Regions from separate parts of the Homo sapiens genome. Here region 2 is linked to region 1. Evidence: read pairs that join two places in POLR2A ChIA-PET (ENCODE). Cell type or tissue: Panc1. All regions are shown on one strand. Each heading gives the region's core, and the rest is flanking DNA. Links, peaks and the distances in the headings are about the cores only.

Region 1 (5,379 bases), core at 216-5,215:
TAATAACAGTGTTTCTTGAAGAATAAATATGGTCTGTTTATTCCCAGTGCAACACACATTAAGCCTTGGGTCATTCCTGAATTTAAGCATTAGTTTTCGTAGTACCTTCAGTGCTGCTGCAGTACAGTTCTGCCTGTTACATGCAGACCACATTAACAGTCAGCTTTTTATCTGTCAACTAGGGCGATGGGAGAAGACCCACTTTACAGGATGTTAACAGTTCCTATGTATACATTCAAGAAAAAAAACCTGGAGTCAGGGTTGGCTCCACTGTAGCTTTGCCTGTTAAATCATTTCTGTCCTATGTGCCTTGAGACCTCTTAAAATTGTGGCCTTCATGAAACCCCCTTGTATTAAGTGTTCTAGTATTTATAAGTAAGGAATCTGACAAAGATTCTTATTATACTTTTATTCATGTAATTAAAGAAGCATGTCCATGGTAACTATGCCATACAGATGTCAAAGAAAGATAATTCTTAAGTAGGATTATTAATACGTTGTAGGTGCTTCGTTTTGGTTTCTTTTTTTAATTAACTACAGAGGCGAACTTTATGATGCTGGTAAAGTCTTGGGGATTTTTATGTCATCTAGAGGTGATAAGTTTTGTTTTGGCAAATTTTATACTTTATTTTCACTGTTATCCAGTGTTTGGTTATAGAATTTGCCCAGGCATCTCACTTGATGTATATAAAATATATTTATCTACCTAAATATACTTACTTTCATATTCGTAGCCCAAGGGGAAAGGACCTTGACACATTGCTTCTCCTTAGACACAAAGTTCCTAGAGGACAGGGATTTATCTTAGTAACCTCATACTCAGCACAGGGGTCCAGCACACAGCAAGTACTTACTTTACTTAACTGATTTAATGCATGACAGATCCTTGGAGACTCTCTCTGCAGTCTGTTTTTTCCTGCTTTAGAATTACCATCATACCACTGCCACAAAGACGAGCTATGACACAATTTACTAAAATGTGCTTGTAAAGCAAGATAATAAAAGAGCAACATACACGTCTTGTCTTTCAGGGGTTCTTTGAGATTCTTAATTTTTAATCTTGAAAATAACTCATTGTAAGAGTTTGATGGTAAATTTCATTGCTGTTGACCAGTCCTCGAATTGGCTGTAGTGGAGGACTAGCTTGATTTTTTTAGATATTTCTTTCCTTTTTTTTTTTTTTTTTTTTTGAGAGGGAGTCTCACTCTGTCACCCAGGCTGGAGTGCAATGGTGTGATCTCAGCTTACTACAACCTCTGCCTCCCGGGTTCAAGCGATTCTCCCGCTTCAGCCTCCCAAGTAGCTGGAATTACAGGCACCCGCCATCATGCCCAGCTAATTTTTGTATTTTTGTAGAGACAGGGCTTCACCATGTTGGCCATGCTGTCTTGAACTTCTGACCTCAGGTGATCTGCCCACCTCGCCCTCCCAAAGTGCTGGGATTACAGGAATGAGCCGCCGCACCTGGCCCATTTAATTTTCGATGCATGTGGACTAATCCTTGTAAAGTACAAGTGGTGGGGTAACATCAAATTTCTATATGACTTTCTAACTGGTCACAGGCAGGTAACAGAGGTCCACAGACCATACTTTGAGTGAAATCTCTGCCTTAGATTTCACTTTCCTTCTTGTTTGCCTGAGCCAAATTTTGTCATGTATTTATTACTCATTTTGTGCTGCATGTTTAATCCTATGGCTTAAAATAAGCTATCCAACCTACAGCCCACAGGCTGCATGCGGCCCAGGACAGCTTTGAACGCAGCCCAACACAAATTCATAAACTTTCTTAAAACATTATGAGTTTTTTTGTGTGATTTTTTTTTTCTTTTAGCTCACCAGCTATCGTTAATGTTAATGTATTTTATATTTGGCCCAAAACAATTCTTCTTCCAGTGTGGCCCAGGGAAGGCAAAAGATTGGACACCCCTGGCTTAAACACATTTTTCTAATTTCCCTGTTTAGGTTTTTTTTTTTATTATTATTATTCCTGACTGAGGCAGGGGGCAGTGGCTCAGGCCTATAATTCCAGCACTTTGAGATGCCAAAGTGAGAGGATCACTTGACCCCAGGAGTTCAAGACCAGCCTGAGCAACATAGCGACACCTTGAACATCAGTGATCATTAAAGAAATGCAAATCAAAACCACAATGAGATACCATCTCATGCCAGTCAGAATAAAAGTCAAGAAACAACAGATGCTGGTGAGGCTGCGGAGAAATAAGAACACTAGAAATAGGGAGAGGTGGCTGTTTTTTCACATGCCAAATTTTCAACAAAAGATACAAAGAAGGCAGGCATGATAGCACACACCTATAATCCCAGCTTACTTGGGAAGCTGAGGCAGGAGGATTACTTAAATCCAACAGTTCAAGTCCAGTCTGGGCAACATAGCAAAATCCCATTTAAAAAAAACAAGGCAGGGTGCAGTGTCTCAGACCTGTAATCCCAGCAGTTTGGGAGGCCAAGGCAGGTGGATTGCTTGAGCTCAGAAGTTCAAGACCAGCCTGGGCATCATAGTGAGACCCCATCTCTACTAAAAATACAAAAAGAAATAGCTGGGCGTGGTAGTGCATACCTGTGGTCCCAGCTGCTCAGGAGGCTGAGGTGGGAGGATCACCTGAGACAAGGGAGCAGAGGTTGCAGTGACCCAAGATCATACCACTATACTCTAGCCTGGATAACAGAGCGAGACCCTACACACACCCCCACAAAAAAGAAAAAGAAAAATATGACCATTCAGGGAACAAAATAAATCTCCAGAAACTATCTTAGAAGAAACACACATATCTGCCCTACTGGACAAAGACTTTAAAGTAATTATCTTAAATATACTCAAAAACTAAAAGAAAGAAAACATGGACAACAAACTAAAGGAAATTAGGAAAACTATATATGAACAAACTGAGAATGTGGTAGAAATTATTTTTTAAACCCAAACAAATTATGTAATTGAAGATATAATGGAATTGAAAAATTCACTAGAGGCTTGAACAGCAGACTCAAACAAGCAGAAGAAAGAATCTGCAAATGGGAAGGCAGATGATTTGAAATTGAGTCTGAAGACAAAAGGAAAAAAGAATGAAGAAAAGTGAACAGAGACTTAAGAGACTTATAGGACACCATCAAGCGATCAATGTATTCACTATGAGAGTTCCAAAAGGAAAGAGAGAAAGGGGCAAATACAGTAATTAAAGAAATAATGGCCCAAAACTTCACAAATAGGAGGAAAGACATGGATATACAAATACAGTCATGCTTTGCTTAACAACAAGGATACATTCTGAGCAAAGCATTTGTAGTAGTCAGTTCTCACACCACTATAAAGAACTACCTGAGACTAGGCAATTTATGAAAAGAGGTTTAATTGACTAACAGTTCCACGGGCTGTACAGGAGGCATGGCTGGGGAGGCCTCATGAAACTTACAGTCACAGTAGAAGGGTGAAGGCAAAGCAAGCATGTCTTCACATGACAGCAGGAGAGAGCGAGCGAGCACAGGGAGAAATGCTACACACTTTCAAACAACCAGATCCCATGAGAACTCATTCACTATCATGAGAACAGAAAGGGGGAAGTCTGCCCCCATGATTCCCACCAGGCCCCTCTTCCAACACTTGGGGATTACAATTTGACATGAGATTTGGTCATGATTCAAATTATATCAGCATTGTTTGACAGTTTTGTTGTTGTGAAACATCATAGAGTATACTTACACAAACCTAGATGGTATGGCCTACTACACCTACTACAGTGTGCCTTTACAGTGTAAATGGTTTTTTTACTACATTTACAGTGTAAATGGTTTTTTAAAATACTACACCTGTATAGAGCAGCTCCATTATAATCTTCTTATGTGCAGCCCATTGTTGACCACAATGCCTGTACAAGAAATTCAATAAACTCCAAAGACACCCGCAGGAACGCACATTATAATCAACTGTCTAGAGTCAAATAAGACAGAATCTTAAAAGCAGCAAGAGAAAAGTGACTGGTCACCTACAAGGAATCCTCAATAAGACTATCAGTGGATTTCTCAGTAGAAGCCTTGAAGACCAGAAGGCAGTGGGATGATATATTTAAAATGGTGAAAGAAGAAAACAGTCACCTGAAAATTGTATATCCAGCAAAATTGTTTTCAAAAATAAAGGAGAAATTAAAACATTCCCAGACAAACAAAAGCAGAGGTAGTTTATTACCACTAGAATTGCTCTACAAGAAATGCTAAAAAGAATCCTTCAATCTGAAGTGAAAGGATGCCAGATAGTAACTCAAAGCCATATGAAAATATAAAATTGGCTGGGCACGGTGGCTTACACCTGTAATCCCAGCACACTTTGGGAGGCCAAAGCGAGCGGATCACCTGAGGTCGGGAGTTCAAGACCAGCCTGACCAACATGGAGAAACCCTGTCTCTACTAAAAATACAAAATTAGCCAGATGTGGTGGCGCGTGCCTGTAATCCCAGCTACTCGGGAGGCTGAGGTAGGAGCATCGCTTGAATCCAGGAGGTGGAGGTTGTGGTGAGCCATGATCGCGCCATTGCACTCCAGCCTGGGCAACAAGAGCAGAATTCTCATCTAAAAAGAAAAAAGAAAAAGATAATACATGGACAAATATTAAAACAGTATTATAATTTTGGTCTGTAACTCTACTTTTTTTCCTACAGGATTTAAAATACACATTCATTAAAAATTACAAATCTATGTTAATGGCCACACAGTATATAACAACGTAGTTTGTGAATGATGTCAGTAACATAGAGGGGGTGAAGCTGTAAAGAAGTAGCATTTTTTTATGTGACTGAAGTTGTTATCAATGTAAGATAGAATGTCGTAATTCTAAGATGTTATTTGTAATTCCTATGGAAACAAACAAAAAATCCGTAGAATCTGTGAACAGGCATATGCAAACCTACCCCCAAAAGCTGAGGAAGCTCAGAGGCCAAAGAAAGAGGCTGACAAACCCAGTTTCTCAGAGAGAAATATTTTATAGGAACTTAAAAACAGAAGCAATGTCTTGGGTGGCTGTCCACACCTGCCATCCAGAAAGCATTCATTCATTCATTCATTCATTCATTCATTCATTCATGCCTGGCTAATTTTGTAGAGACAGGGTTTCGCCATATTGACCAAGCTGGTCTCGAACTCCTGAGCTTAGAGAGTCTGCCCACCTCAGCCTCCCAGAGATATTCTTTATATAGCAAGCTTTTAGGATAAAACATGTGCAGCTGGTCACATCTTCAGACTTTCTTGTCAGGACGTGACCACTGGGGAAGTTTGATAGCATCTTTATGAGGGGTTATCTATGCCATAGGCATTGTGTAAAGACCTTACTGCAGAACACCTTGCTGTGGAGGGGCCAACCACCAGTCATCATGGTAG
Region 2 (5,379 bases), core at 116-5,115, 270 kb before region 1:
TAAAATGGTAGTATGGCATATTTGAGATGGTAATATTTAGGGACCCTTTCCTATAATTATGAGTTCCAGAACTTGGTGTCAATTAAAGAGTCCTCTTAACTGAGTAAAAGATTTGCCTCCCTGTGCAACTTTATTTCTGGGAAGGGTGACACCCAACAGAAGCTTAGGAGAGAAGACAGTTTAGTAGACCAAGAGAAGCGTGACCAGGCAGGTTTATTTTCAGCGTCAGGCATTAGTGCATAAGGCAGAGGGCTCTCTCTGGGTTTGATGCTATAACAAACAGTCCACGCCATCGAGGGACATTCAGTCTTGCAGTGAAGAGAAGTCAGAGGCAGAAAATGAGCAGGTGGAAGAATAAAAAATCCACAAGAGAGATAGAAGTGTTCCTGAGGTCAGAGGAAGAGGTCATATCCCTGCAGGGAACAGGAATAGCCTCAGAGAGGAGGTAGAATTCGAGATGGGTCTTAAAAAACAGCTAGGATTTCAGCAGACAGATGCAGGGCTCTGCACTTCAGCCCCGGTCTACCACATTAGTGAAGAAACAGATGGGAAATAGAATAATGTTTAAAGAGGGAGTTGTGAACGCTAAGTAGGAGCAATACGAGGGCCATATTGTAGGAGTCTCTTAAGGGCTAGGATGAGGAGTTCTCATTTCAGTAGAAAAGCGAATGTTCAATTAAGGAAAAAATGAACCAGAAGACTTTTAAAATTTTGGTCTGGCAGTAGAGATTTTGAAATGGAAAGGAACTAATATTAATTTACAGTGTGCCATGTGGGTTGTGTATGCTACCTTTACAGACAAAGAGACATACTGAGAGATTAAGTGACTAAAGCCACAGTGGAAGGACATTGCAGATTCAGACTCCAAAACCTGTCATCTTTCTGCCAGACCTTGCTGTCTAGAAGGGAGGATTGGAGGTGAAAAGACCACCTCAGAAGCTGTTGTAACAATCTAAGCAACAGGTAACGAAGGCCAGAACTAGAATGACAGCTTTCGAAATGGAAGGAAGGACAATCTTTGGAAGGTGGCAAATGAAATGTATGCCCGGGAAGAGTCTAAATAATGCCTACTTTTTAAGCCTGGGCTCAGGAGATGATGAGACTGTTGAAGAGAAAAGTTAAAGTCTAGAGAAGGACTTGATTTGGAAACGGAGAAGTACAGTTTTGATGGGAAAGGAGAAGTACGGTTTTGATCAGGTTGATTTTGAGATAGCAGAGAGCCAGGGGACAGTCTCAATACAAGATGTAGTAGGGGTTGGGCGTGGTGGCTCACGCCTGTAATCCCAGCACTTTGGGAGGCCAAGGTGGGCGGATCACTTGAGGCCAGGAGTTCGAGAGCAGTCTGGTCAACATAGTGAAACCCCCATCTCTACTAAAAATACAAAAATTAGCCGGGCGTGGTGGTCCACACCTGTAGTCCCAGCTACTTGGGAGGTTGAGGCGTGAGAATCTCTCGAGCCTGGGAGGCTGAGGTTGCGGTGAGCGGAGATTGCACCACTGCACTCCAGCCTGAGTGACAGAGACAGACTGTGTCAAAAGAGGGGGAAAAAAAGAAAGATGTAGTAGGCATCTGCACTGAAGTGAGAACTGAAAACATTGGCTGAATAAATAAGTGGTTAAGGTAAAGAAACCTGAAACGACTAACAGAACGCTAAAAATGCCTACACTTAGGAGGTGGCAAGATAGAGACAGAAAATTAGAAGAAGAAACTGAGTCATCCAGCAGCCAGAATGAAAACAGGAGGGAATTTCAAGGGAGTGACCCACAACATCAGGAGTTGAGCCGTATGAGCGCTGGCGGCCTTCAAGGCAACAATGAAGACAGCGCTGGTCATCCTGTGTGGTGTGTCCAGGAGACCTAGGGGCACACGCCCGCCTGGGGGTCTGAGGAAGCCATGGGGGGTGGTGAGGATGAAGAAAACGAGGATGGGCAGGCTGAACAGAGGGGCGATTTTGCTTGTTGGTGATCAGGATGAGGGAGCAGAGCAAAGTGGGAGAAGGAAGGCACTAGAGAGAGAACAGAGAATTAGGCAGAACCAAAATTTAGTATTGTGGGGGATGGGGGTGGAGGGAAAAAAACGAACGTGGTTTTGCTTTTCTTCCTTTCACACCTACAGAAAACCTGTTTTTGTATTGAATTGCTTCTTCTTAAAGACCAGCATCAACCTGATCATGCTCCCCACCATGTGAAACGGAATGGGCACGCCACGATAAGTAGTAATGAGCCTTTTCGGCAGCCTTCTGTTTTAACAAAAAAACGCTGCTGTTTGGCATTGAAGTTTGCTTGTGTTTAAGCTCGCGGTGGAACAGCCTAGGACCCCTCTCTGTTTGTAACCTGGCTTTATAATTTTGTTATTATTTAAAGCCTCCCTTTCAGCGATTTTTTAAAACCAAAATATATGCTGGCTAATGTCATCTGGAAACTGAAAGTCGATGTTCAGCAACTCTCACTCGCCAATCCTACAACTTGGTAAGGATTTTTATTTTGGTCGTACTGAGCTTACTGTAACTGGGGCGGCTGAGTTGCTATGGTAATTTGTTCTCAGAACAGAGCACTTTGCTGCAATGCATGGAAACAGCAGATAAATCTACTTTATGTTGACTTGATTGTGACATTAATTCTAGTTGAAACATCCTCCATGCTCCCATCAGGACTCATGTATAAGAATTTTAAATTGGAGCCAAGAAGGCATTGGCTAAAAGAATTGCAACTTCGGCTGTTTAAACCCAGGCCTTCACAATTCATGCAACTGAAGGCTGTTGGCTCACAGCCTAGAGCGCTGCCCCGGGGGCGGCTTGCAGCTGGGGGAAGGTTCATCACTGAGGCAATTATGTGGTTAATTGCTCCAGTGTGGGCTTGGGCTGAGAGTTGTGACTCATGCCGCCCTCTGTCACTAATAGATGGGGGTAGGGGGTAGAGTGGACAGGACTCAAGGACTTACTGAAAACTCAGCTGCCTTTTCCCTTTCCTCTTGCAAATAAATCTGTAACTCACTAACATCTGCCCTGGAGATGTGGGAGGAAGGTAGACCTCAACTCCAAGACTTGGTGCTCCCGGCCTCCATTGGTAGGGGTCCCCATTAAGTCCCACGTCCTGAACTACACTGGAGCCCTCGGACACTTTAAGGATCACTGCACTCCGAATTGGGGTGTATCTTCCTCCAATTCTTGCCTAACCATGACAGAGGAGAGACAAAAACTAGATGCCTGACTTCGAGCATGACTCATTATAAACAAATAGAGGACAGATTGACTTCCTCTTATCAGAGCCCGAGTCTGCGCCCCAGGACACAGCATGAGTCAGACTTGAAGTCCCAAGTCTTGTTGGGAATTTTCCCCCTGAGAAAGAGGTAGATTTTTGAGTAGAGTTCTGTTGATTTCTTGAATATTATCAGTGACCCCATGTTAAGCCCTGGGCTTCTGCATCAGGTCACATCCCTTCGAAACCAATAGAGCTTCCAGAGTAAGGATAAAAATTGGCTGTGCTCACAAAGAAACTCATTTGGAATTGATAGAAATGTTTGTAATTTTAGCGGTGATGGTTTTGCAATGTATAGATGTCAAAATCATAAAAGCATACACTCAATATGTGCAGTGTATTGTATATAAATTATACTTCAAATATTTTTTAGAAGAAACATAGTTTAGCAGGAAAAAAAAAGATGTAGTAGGCACCTGCATTGAAATGAGAACTGAAGACATTGGTTGAATAAGTAAGTGGTTAAGGTAAAGAAACCGTAAACGACTAACAGAATGCTAAAAATGCCTACACTTAGAAGAAGGGAAGATACAGACAGAATATTAGAAGAAGAAACTGAGTCATCCAGCAGCCAGAATGAAACAGGAGGGAATTTATAGGGAGTGACCCACAACACCAGGAGCTGAGCAGTATCAGCGTAGATAGCCTGGTGGCCTTTGACGCAACAATGAAGAGAGCACTGGTCATCCTGCGTGGTGGTTAATTATTATTATGATTTATCATGAAGTTCAGTGTTACCTCCTCCCTTCCCCATCCATACCGATCTATTGCTTGTATTTGGGTGCAAACACACACAGAGTACCTGCCTGAAGGGATCATGAGGTCACAGCATCCAATGCTGATCTCAGACTCCCAGAGTGTGTGTTAGTAGGTAACATTTATTTTTACTCAACTCCGTATTTCACTAGGTAAAAGGGAATGAAGGCAGTCGGGATAGGTGAAACCCAGGTTGTGACAAATTTGGAGGAGGGTGGGGGAGCTGTTGGGTATTAGATTGGTGCAAAAGTAATTGTGGTTATTATGCCAGGAGCGGTGGCTCACGTCTGTAATCCCAGCACTTCGGGAGGCGAGGTGGGTGGATCACTTGAGGTCAGGAGTTTGAGACCAGCCTGGCCAACATGGTGAAACCCATCTCTACTAAAAATACAGAAATTAGCCGGGCATGGTGGCCAGTGCCTGTAATCCCAGCTACCTGGGAGGCTGAGGCAGGAAAATCATTTGAACCCAGGAGGAGGAGGTTGCAGTGATCCGAGATCGCACCACTGCACTCCAGCCTGGGTAACAGAGCAAGACTCGTCTCAAAAAAAATGAAAATCAAAAAATAAATAAAACATTTTTTAAAAGTAATTGCAGTTATTGCCATTATTTTCAATGGCAAAAACCTCAATTCCTTTTTTTTTTTTTTTTTTTTTTGAGATAGAGTTTCCCTCTTGTTGCCCACACCGGAGTGCAATGGCGTAACATTGGCTCACTGCAACCTCCGCCTTCCAGGTTCAAGTGATTCCCCTGCCTCAGCCTCCTGAGTAGCTGGGATTACAGGCATGTGCCACCACACCTGACTAATTTTGTATTTCTAGTAGAGACGGGGTTTTGCCATGTTGGTCAGTCTGGTCTCGAACTCCTGACCTCAGGTGATCCACCCACTTCAGCCTCCCAAAGCACTGGCATTACAGGCATGTGCCACCGTGCCCTGTCCGCAGTTACTTTTACACCAACCTAGTAGCAAAGGAAAAAGAAGCACCTTCAAGGTACCCCACCCCAGGCGGCCACAGGACAGGAGAAGGCTGTTTTTGCCTTCAGGTTTCAGCAAATTCAAGTTGAGTCAAGCCAACAGCATGACAGCATGCAAGAGCTGTGCCATTGGGCTGTGGCCACAAAACACACACACGTGAAATGACTTAAAGCTTGGAAACCAGCACACCAGGGAGCAAATTAATTTAGGGAGAAATGAATACGTGTGTGCTTAGATGGCACAAAAGAAAGAACAAAGTCTTTCGGCAAGCCAGGTTAATCGAAGAGCAGGCAGCCATGAGGGTGGAGTGGCCCGGATTTTTTTTTTTAATGTAAATAACTTCAAGTGGGAAAATATGAACGTGTATCCATGCATGGACTTGCTTATGA

Evidence for each region. ChIA-PET counts read pairs that join two places held together with the same protein. Peaks named below come from ENCODE experiments on the same cell type or tissue, not always from the same donor. Only the 100,000 strongest peaks of a DNase experiment are listed, where the experiment ranks them.
Region 2: POLR2A ChIA-PET joins it to region 1 with 19 read pairs; 2 of 35 experiments call an interaction of 5 or more read pairs at or near these places.

Annotation. Positions count from the first base shown.
Region 1 is chr16:14,220,610-14,225,988 of GRCh38, forward strand. The region is part of intron 8 of MRTFB (myocardin related transcription factor B); the gene reads left to right. Among named protein-coding and RNA genes, the nearest start is that of TRT-CGT2-1, 63 kb to the right of the region's middle. In Panc1, for the core only: no CTCF peak of the experiment used is centred there; no DNase peak of the experiment used is centred there.
Region 2 is chr16:13,954,721-13,960,099 of GRCh38, forward strand. No RefSeq gene overlaps it. Among named protein-coding and RNA genes, the nearest start is that of ERCC4, 37 kb to the left of the region's middle. RefSeq lists silencers at 1,430-1,499, 2,740-2,789, 2,810-2,869 and enhancers at 1,957-3,156, 2,970-3,089. In Panc1, for the core only: no CTCF peak of the experiment used is centred there; a DNase peak (open chromatin) is centred at 3,171; H3K4me3 peaks cover 1,703 bases; H3K27ac peaks cover 5,000 bases.